2 separate regions of the Homo sapiens genome follow, and region 1 is linked to region 2. A link is a loop called in an ENCODE intact Hi-C map of the cell type or tissue named here. Cell type or tissue: PC-3. All regions are shown on one strand. Region 1 overlaps PTPN13 (protein tyrosine phosphatase non-receptor type 13). Region 2 holds the start of PTPN13 (protein tyrosine phosphatase non-receptor type 13).

Region 1 (5,000 bases), 130 kb before region 2:
AGAACTAGAGAAGCAAGAGCAAACAAATTCAAAAGCTAGCAAAAGGCAAGAAATAACTAAGATCAGAGCAGAACTGAAGGAGATAGAGACAGAAAAAACCCTTCAAAAAAATCAATGAATTTAGGAGCTGGTTTTTTGAAAAGATCAACAAAATTGATGTACTGCTAGCAAGACTAATAAAGAAGAAAAGAGAGAAGAATCAAATAGACACAATAAAAAACGATAAAGGGGATATCAACATCGATCCCACAGAAATACAAACTACCATCAGAGAATACTATAAACACCTCTATGCAAATAAACTAGAAAATCTAGAAGAAATGGATGAATTCCTGGACACATACACCCTCCCAAGACTAAACCATGAAGAAGTCAAATCTCTGATTAGACCAATAACAGGCTCTGAAATTGAGGCAATAATTAATAGCCTACCAACCAAAAAAAGTCCAAGACCAGAGAGACTGACAGCCGAATTCTACCAGAGGTACAAAGAGGAGCTGGTACCATTCCTTCTGAAACTATTCCAATGAATAGAAAAAGAGGGAATCCTCCCTAACTCATTTTATGAGGCCAGCATTGTCCTGATACCAAAGTGTGGCAGAGACACAACAAAAACAGAGAATTTTAGACCAATATCCCTGATGAACATCAATGTGAAAATCCTCAATAAAATACTAGCAAACCAAATCCAGCAGCACACCAAAAAGCTTATCCACCAGGATCAAGTGGGCTTCATCCCTGGCATGCAAGGCTGGTTCAACATAGGCAAATCAATAAATGTAATTCAACACATAAACAGAAACAACTACAAAAACCACATGATTATCTCAATAGATGCAGAAAAGGCCTTTAACACAATTAAACAGCCCTTCATGCTAAAAACTCTCAATAAACTAGGTATTGGTGGAACTTACTTCAAAATAATAAATGCTATTTACGACAAACCCACAGCCAATATCATACTAAATGGACAAAAACTGGAAGCATTCCCTTTGAAATCCAGCACAAGACAAGGATGCCCTCTCTCACCACTCCTATTCAACATAGTGTTGGAAGTTCTGGTTAGGGCAATCAGGCAAGAGAAAGAAATAAAGGGTATTCAATTAGGAAAAGAGGAAGTCAAATTGTCCCTGTTTGCAGATGACATAATTGTATATTTAGAAAACCCCATCGTCTCAGCCCCGAATCTCCTTAAGCTGATAAGCAACTTCAGCAAAGTGTCAGGATACAAAATCAATGTGTAAAAATCACAAACATTTCTCTACACCAATAACAGACAAACAGCCAAATCATGAGTGAATTCCCATTCACAATTACTACAAAGAAAATAAAATACCTAGGAATTCAACTTACAAGGGATATAAAGGACCTCTTCAAGCAGAACTACAAACCACTGTTCAACGAAATAAAAGACACACACAAATGGAAGAAAATTCCATGCTCACGGATAGGAGGAATCAATATCATGAAAATGGCCATACTGCCCAAAGTAATTTATAGATTCAATACCATCCCCATCAGACTACCAATGACTTTCTTCCCAGAATAAGAAAAAACTACTTTAAAGTTCATATGGAACCAAAAAAGAGCCCACATAGCCAAGACAATCCTAAGCAAAAAGAGCAAAGCTGGAGGCATCATGCTACCTGACTTCAAACTATACTACAAGTCTACAGTAACCAAAACAGCATGGTACTGGTACCAAAACAGAGATATAGACCAATGGAACAGAACAGAGGCCTCAGAAATAACACCACACATCTACAACCAACTGATCTTTGACAAACCTGACAAAAACAAGAAATGTAGAAAGGATTCCCTATTTAATACATGGTGCTGGGAAAACTGGCTAGCCATATGTAGAAAACTGAAACTGGATCCCTTCCTTCCACCTTATACAAAAATTAATTCACAATGGATTAAGGACTTAAATGTTAGACCTAAAGCCATAAAAATCCTAGAAGAAAACCTAGGCAATACCATTCAGGACATGGGGATGGGTAAGGACTTCATGACTAACACACCAAAAGCAATGGCAACGAAAGCCAAAATAGACAAACAGTATCTAATTAAACTAAAGAGTGTCTGTATGGCAAAAGAAACTACCATCAGCGTGAACAGGCAACCTACAGAATGGGAGAAAATTTTTGCAATCTACCCATCTGACAAAAGGCTAATATCCAGAATCTACAAAGAACTTCAACAAATTTACAAGAAACAAACAAACAACCCCACTGAAAAACAGGCAAAGGATATGAACAGACACTTCTCAAAAGAAGACATTTATGCAGCCAACAGACACATGAAAAAATGCTCATCATCACTGGTCATCAGAGAAATGCAAATCAAAACCACAATGAGATACCATCTCATGCCAGTTAGAAAAGCAATCATTAAAAAGTCAGGAAACAACAGATGCTGGAGAGGATGTGGAGAAATAGGAACGCTTTTACACTGTTGGTGGGAGCGTAAAGTAGTTCAACCTTTGTGGAAGACAGTGTGGCGATTACTCAAGAATCTAGAACTAGAAACACCATTTGACCCAGCGATCCTATTACTGGGTATATACCCAAAGGATTATAAATCACGCTACCATAAAGACACATGCACATGTATGTTTATTGCAGCACTGTTCACAATAGCGAAGACATGAAACCAACCCAAATGTCCATCGATGATAGACTGAATAAAGAAAATGTGGCACATATACACCATGGAATACTATGCAGCCATAAAACAGGATGAGTTCATGTCCTTTGCACAGACATGGATGAAGCTGGAAACCATCATTCTAAGCAAACTATCACAAGGACAGAAAACCAAACACCACATGTTCTCACTCATAGGTGGGAAATGAACAATGAGAACACATGGACACGGGGCGGGAAACATCACACACCAAGTTCTGTTGGGGGGTGGGGGGCTGGGGGAGGGATAGCATTAGGAGAAACACCTAATGTAAATGATGAGTTGATGGGTGCAGCAAACCAACATGGCACATGTCTACCTACATAACAAACCTGCATGTTGTGCACATGTACCCTAGAACTTAAAGTATAATAATAAAAAAAAAAGAATGAAAGTGGTCTGCCATGGGAAACACAGAATATAATAAAGATCAACTATGGAAACAGGGTATGAAGAAGTTAAGATGTGTCTGCACCAAAAGAAAAAAAAATCCTAAACATTTATGCTGTGGGAAAGAATATTAATTCAAACTGTACCTCCAAACCCCATTACCCTTTTCAGCCTCAAAAATATAACCTCCAGCTCTTTTCAGAAAAAATACTAGGTAGTCTTTTAATGACCAGTAGTTCAAATTATCTAATCACTGACACAAAATATCTCTGGCAAAGAAATGTTTGGTTTGAAATAGCTAGAAATTGACTGCCTAAAAAAGGAAACAGGTTTTTAGCGAGATGACATATCACAGTGGCATGCTATAAAGGTACGATCTATAATTTATGAATTGTGAATGAACCAAAGTCTAGCTTAGCTCTCTAAAACTGTGGTTTAGGAAAAAGGGGTGTATATGTACGTGCAGTTTGTGCTGTTCACTGAATTATTATATTGGAAGTCCACACTATATTGTATGACATCCTGCCTATTACTTAGTTTTGATGTAGATATTGGTAATAATGAATTGATGAAGCCCTATTGAGTTTCTTCCTTTTACCTGAAATATGTTCAGTTATATTTTATTGGAATCTAAAAACTTTAAAAATTGGATAGTGTTTTATAAACTACAATCCAATTCCACATTTTAAAAATTAGCACAATGAGGAATAAAGAGGTTTTAAAATTTACATAAAGTCATATAACAGCATCATAAGGAATAGAATACATGTCTTCCAATTTGTAGTTCAATGCAATTTTCACCAACCAACAGCTTTTTCTCCTTAGAATACTGTGAAGGAAATTTGAATTCTATTATCTTCAGAGCATACAAATGTGCTTTTAAGATAATTCTCTGAAGCAAAGAACAGAAAATGAAAACAGTATAGGGTAATACAATTTCTTAGTGCAGAACTAAAAAGAAAAAAATCATTCTAGATTTTACCAGGTTTACTATTATTTATTTTGCTTTTTAAGAATTATTTTAAACTAATGTTACAAATGAAATATTGCTTCACCTTTCAAGCTGATGATAGTAAAAAAGAATGATAATATCCAGAATACATAAGAATATGAAGAAACAGGCACGATCATAGGAAGCAAAAACTGGCACAAACTTTTGGGAGGGTAATTTGACAATACGTATCAAATGTCTTAAACGGTGTCTGCCTTTGAATTGACTATTTTACTTGGAGAAAGTTATCTGCAATGAGTTAGCTGCAGGGATGTTAATTAAAGCAGCGGTCCCCGATCTTTTTGGCACCAGGGACAGGTTCCGTGGAAGAAAATTTTTCCACAGACAGGTAGGAGGGGATGGTTTTGGGATGAAACTGTTCCACCTCAGATCATCAGGCATTAGATTCTCATAAGGAACATGCAACGCAGTTCACAACAGGGTTCATGCTCCTGTGAGAATCTAGTGCTGCTGCTGATCTGACAGGAGGTGGAGCTCAGGTGGCAATGCTAGCTCCTTGCTCACCTCCTGCTGTGACCAGGCCATGGACCAATGCTGGCCTGTGGAGCCCTGCTTTAGAGCATTACTTTCAACAGCTAATTAGAAACATTTAAAATGTCCAGTAATTGGAACTGACTAAAGAAATTACAGTACACAGTAAAGTCACATAATAAAGTATTTTATAACACTAACAATAATGTAGAAGTTGTAAAACATTTAAGATATTTTACATGAGAAAAGAACTGTTCATTTTGATTTTATGTTTATAAAAATATATTGTCATAGGTTGAAAGAAAAATACATCAACTAGAAGAACAGATACATAAAAATATCCACCCACAAGATACAAGATACAGACTTGGTCCTTCCTGTCTTTGGATACTGTAAATGTGAGGATATGATGTTTGGAGCTAATGGAGTCCTCTTTTAA
Region 2 (5,000 bases):
AAAGCACAACAAAGCAAAAAAGCCTTGAGAAGTATATATTATTAAATTATTAAAAATAAACTTAGTCTCTAGGATTTGGATACATATTTGTCAGACAGCAGTCCTCCACACTTTTTATACTATGCAGAAGGATTTTCTTTGAGACAGTTTGTTTCAGAGAATTTTCATACTTTTCCAGTGTGAAAACAAATCAAAACAAAACAAAAATTAAAAAAGCAGGATTCAATGGCAGAGCACAGGATAAGGCAAACACATCTAAACAAGCACTTGAACCAGACCCTGTTCCTGTATTTCCCATGCATTTGATAGCAAACTCTGGGAAAAACATGTGAAGTTTATGGTTTAAATCTACACCAGCCTCTATACAAGATTATTTAGGAATTCTTCTCTTTTTATCCTAAGAAATGGCCCACCTACTGCCTTACTATTAGTGACAGTCACACATTCTTGGGAACAGGGTTGGGCAGGATAGAGCAGGGTGCTTATTCACAGTGCCTGACACTAAACAAGAATAAGGGTCTTAAAGGTGTTTTCATTTTCTTCCCAAACTCAAAGGATTATTAGAACTCCACCTCCCAAAGCAGTTTACAGACGGGAGTTTTGATGGGACATTTACAGCTAGTATGAAACTTTCAACTTTAACTTAAGCCATTAAAAGTCCTACATTAATGTACTCATTAAAAGCTATCTTTTAGCCTTGGTCAATACAGCGAGACATTGTCTCTATTTAAAAAAATAAAATAAACAAAATTAGCTAGGTGTGGTGTTGTACACCTGTGGTACCTGCTACTTTGGGGGCTGAGTTAGGAGGATTGCTTGAGCCTGGTAAGTTGAGGCAGCAGTGAGCCATGATCGAGCCACTGCATTCCAAACTGGGCAACAGAGACCCTATCTTAAAAGCTATCTTTAAAACATTTAGTTCCTAAGTTATTTGACCCATTTTAATTTTCAAATTAAAAGAGAGTTTTTCAGGGAAAAAAAAAAAAAAGGAAGCCCAGCCCAAAAGATTCTCGTCATTTCCATCAGCACTGATTCTTCTATCCTAAGGCCCATTATCTTTTCTCCTTTCTCAGGCCCCTACCTTGTAAAGTGATATTAACTCAAATGAGTCGTACTTGGTTGCATCAGAGGCAAACAGGAGAATACTTTGAACTACACAGAGTTCTCCCAAAGCATATTCCAAAACAAGAATATGTTGACAGGAGTAACTACTAAATGCACTGGCTTGGAGTATGGTTGTGTTTCTTTTTCATTTCAAATGGTGTTAATTATAATTTAATTATGCATAAAAATGTTTTGGGGTTTATTTAAAAATTACACCCTCTGTCAAAAGAAGAGGGTGAAGAGGAAAAAAAAGAAGTAATAGTTTATCCCTTACAGTCCTTCTCTCCAGTACATTTGGGGCTGGGCACTAAGATGAGCTGGAAAAATATACACCCCATTGATACGGGAGAAGCTACAACACTTCCCCATCCAATCCTTAACACATTAAAGACAGAACAAATCAACACCCGTTTTTCTCAATAACAAAGAATACATAAATTTCATTCATTTAAAGATGAACACCTATCATTTATATTATCTACTCCAAAACAAATGATTAGCTAATTCTCACATTCACATACCGTATTTAGGAGGCAGCCCTCAAAAACAACAACAAAAAGATGACCTAAGTTTTATAACGTGACCCCATCATAGAATTAAAATCTGACTTTTAAATTGACACTGGTTTTAATGGTGTGCGTGTATGTTACTTGTGACATGAAAAGCCATTTATATTTTTGGATGCTGGTAATCACCCTCCAAAATATAACTAGGCTTTACATGCAAGTAAAAATGGTGGGACAAATGCAAATTCAAAGATAAACCTACATAATGGTAAAGCAAGCTATCATTCTCTAATTGTAAAAGTGAAAAACACTATGAAATCAGTCCTTTTCTTAACAACTAACCTCAAATATTTTTCTGTTTTTAGTTCTAATTTCCATCCTATCCTCTCCCCACACATACTCCCACAAAGCCTCTAGAACATCAAGTAGAACACAATGTTATGAACAAAGTATAATAAACAAGATTGGACGTCAGTCAGTGCGCCTCTGTATAAATTTACTAAATCAATATATGTATGAATTTACTAACAAATGCTCCTAGTGATATTAAAACGAGAAATAATTTGTATATTGGCACCACTACAAGCAGCCAATGAGCATGAAGCAAGTTTTCACCTGGACCCTGCCAACACAGTCATGAAGACTTTAGGAAAATACCTAAGCTTGTTTCATAATACATGCACTTTTACTCCCCCCCCCATCCTTTAGTAAACTTTCTAGATATAAATTTTAAAATCTTAAAATTTATAATTAGTTACCAGCGCCCTTCATCCCACAGATCAGGTGTCCTACATTTTGTTCAGGTCCTGCCTTGAAAACAAACCCGATTGCCCCATTTTCTGCGAGGGAGCTCAGCTCCAGGCAGCTCCCTATGAAGTCACCGCGTTTGTTGTTTCAAAGATGCAATTAAATGAAAATGACACAAGGCTGTCGAACAGATTAGTTGGAAGTGTGCGGTGGTGTCGATCATATACGTGTATGGCCAATGAAAACTGTATTGCTGTAAATCTCTTAGTGATATTTCTCCCCATCCTCCTCTCTCCATTATATTCACAACAGAAGGAAATTAAACTTTGTAAGAATTTTCTTGACTTTGGTTTAACTTTAGCTTCCCAGCTGTCTGCTCTTACAGTATCACGTAATGAGCAAAGCGGTGGGGCTAGGGGGCCGGAGGGTAGAGTGTTAACTTTAGCAAGCAGAAGAAAAGCAATAAAAGACCTTGCATCAGACAGTGTCTCTCCCTCTGCCCCCTCTTCCTCTGCTTCCCCGCCATCCCACCCCCTTCTCGAGCCCTTACACACACATTCTTCTGGGCGGCCTCTAACCACACCATCTCCACAATCATTTGCAGAAATTAGAAACAGACTCCGGGAGCCCTTCCCTTAAGCACGCACAGAGCGGAGCTGTGCAAGCACGACGGGGCAATGTCACTCCCTATTACCCCACAATCTCTTACTCCCCCTGTGGGTTTCATTCCCGAGAATCCGGCTTTCTTCCGCAGAGGAGATGGATCTACCTAATTAGCAATGGAGTTTCATCTCATTCTTCCCCACTCCAGTCACCCCACCCCCACTCTAACGTACAAAAACACCCACCACCAAAACCAAAGAAAAGTTCCTTCTACCAGGGCAACCGAGGAGTTGGGTTTAGGGACTGGAGCGAAAGCAGAGAGAGGAGGAAGAGAACGAGCGCAATGTACTTTGTTTTGCACTTCTGCACATGCAGCGCAGAGCCCAGGGCGGCTCTCGTCCTTACCGGCTGGTCCCGAGACCGGGTCCTGCTACTGGAGCGCCGGGCGAGGGCTGCAGGGACGCGGCGTCGGGGCGGGCCGCCGGCAGCCGCCGCGGGCGCCGAGAGCCACCACCACTTCTCCCACAAGCGGCTGCGGGCGTGGGCTGAAGGAGCTGTAGAAGGAGCCTGGGGAGGGGGAGAAGAGGAGCAGCATCTCCTCCTCCTCCTCCTCGCCTCGGAAACGCTCCCCAGCGGCGATCCCGGCCGACTGCCTGACCCCCGAGCGCTCAACGCACCCCCGCCGCCCTACTGTGCTCGACGCCTCTCCAAGAGCTTCGCCAAAACCTTCTGGCGCGGGCGGCTCAACTCCTGTAGGCGACTCTGACCGCTGCCGAGGCGGACCGGGGAGCTACGGAGCACGGCTCGCCAGCACGACGGTCTCCAGGGGCCGTGAGCATGGTGTGTCACCCTCGCCTCAGCGTGGCCGCTGGAGCTACTCGCACCACTGGGGCTCCACCTCGGGCAGCCGCGCCGGCTCCGCCCCCCCGGTCCTGTCACTCAACCATTCCCCGGCACTGGGAGGACCGCAGATCTCCCACCCCGAGCTCCCCTCGACCTCATTGGCCCGCCTGGCATCCAGCTCCACCTCCTCCCTAGGGACGAGGTCGCCAGGGAGACCAGCGCCCCGGTTGCCATGACAACCAGTGCCTTGGGCCTGGCTTTTCGCGTTCTTCGGACTAGCCAGAGGCTCAGGTTGGTGACCGAGCGGCAGAGTTCCTAGCGCCTGCAGTGTGGTGAACTCCAACTTTTAGGCCAAGTTGAAAATGCAGCCGACGACCCCCACACTTCTAACTTCAGAATCAAAACTATGACCCTAGGGAGTGAGGAGGAGAGTGAAAAATGCGTAAGTGCTGGCTCCTCCCTTACTCTTCGCTGCCTCTCAGCCTTGTTTCTATATTCTCACGGGGCGCTTTGGTCTTTGAAAGGAAGAGGAGAATGGGGGAGAGGAAGAGCATGGCTTTGCCAGCTCCTTGCAGCAATATAGCAACTTAGAAATGGCGGGGTCAACGAAAAAAGCCCGGTGAGTTTTCCCACGGTTGTAAAGCTATCTTCAAAAGTGTGGTGACAGCACAACGCCAAATGCCCTAGGGAAAACTGAAATTCTCATATTTTTGAAAAAAGTTTGTAAATACTTGCCTTGTTATTTTATCTATGAGACTAAAATAATCCCGAAGTTTGAAAATTTAAGGAAAAGGTTTAACATAGTCGATAACCTCCCACTTTTCTATATACACTGAAATTTGGCCAAGGTATATCCAGACAGCTGTACCCCTCCTTGCTGCAAGCCGAAATATTTGAGTTTCAATAGTTAAACAAGAGAGTCTTGCTGAATTCATGAACAAATAATATCCTGTGATTTGAGTTTTGAAAGTTTTGGGTTATTCTCAGAGGTATAAGGTAAACTGGTCCACTCTGGAAAGGGTACCTGAAGATAAATTTAGTCTGAGACCCTTAATGTTGAGCCCTAGGTAAATCTGAATTTCATGGCTGGCTCCAAAGTGGAGAGATCTGAGGCTTATTTGGCTTCCCCAAAAAAAGTCAAAGCAGCAATCCTAGGTTCCCTAGCCCCTGAGGCTGCCATACATGTATGATGAATGA

What was found. Peaks named below come from ENCODE experiments on the same cell type or tissue, not always from the same donor. Only the 100,000 strongest peaks of a DNase experiment are listed, where the experiment ranks them.
Region 1: it touches region 2 in a loop (2.2-fold over the local background); 5 of 110 quality-filtered maps call a loop at or near these places.

What each region holds. Positions count from the first base shown.
Region 1 is chr4:86,722,892-86,727,891 of GRCh38, reverse strand. All of the region lies in intron 10 of PTPN13 (protein tyrosine phosphatase non-receptor type 13), which reads right to left. Among named protein-coding and RNA genes, the nearest start is that of SLC10A6, 120 kb to the left of the region's middle. In PC-3, no CTCF peak of the experiment used is centred here; no DNase peak of the experiment used is centred here.
Region 2 is chr4:86,593,155-86,598,154 of GRCh38, reverse strand. It overlaps PTPN13 (protein tyrosine phosphatase non-receptor type 13), which reads right to left and starts at 3,840. Exons shown (of 48, transcript NM_080683.3): 1 at 3,366-3,840. It also overlaps a transcript of MAPK10 not described here. RefSeq lists an enhancer at 3,603-4,189. In PC-3, a CTCF peak has its summit at 3,059; a DNase peak (open chromatin) is centred at 3,944; H3K4me3 peaks cover 4,326 bases; H3K27ac peaks cover 860 bases.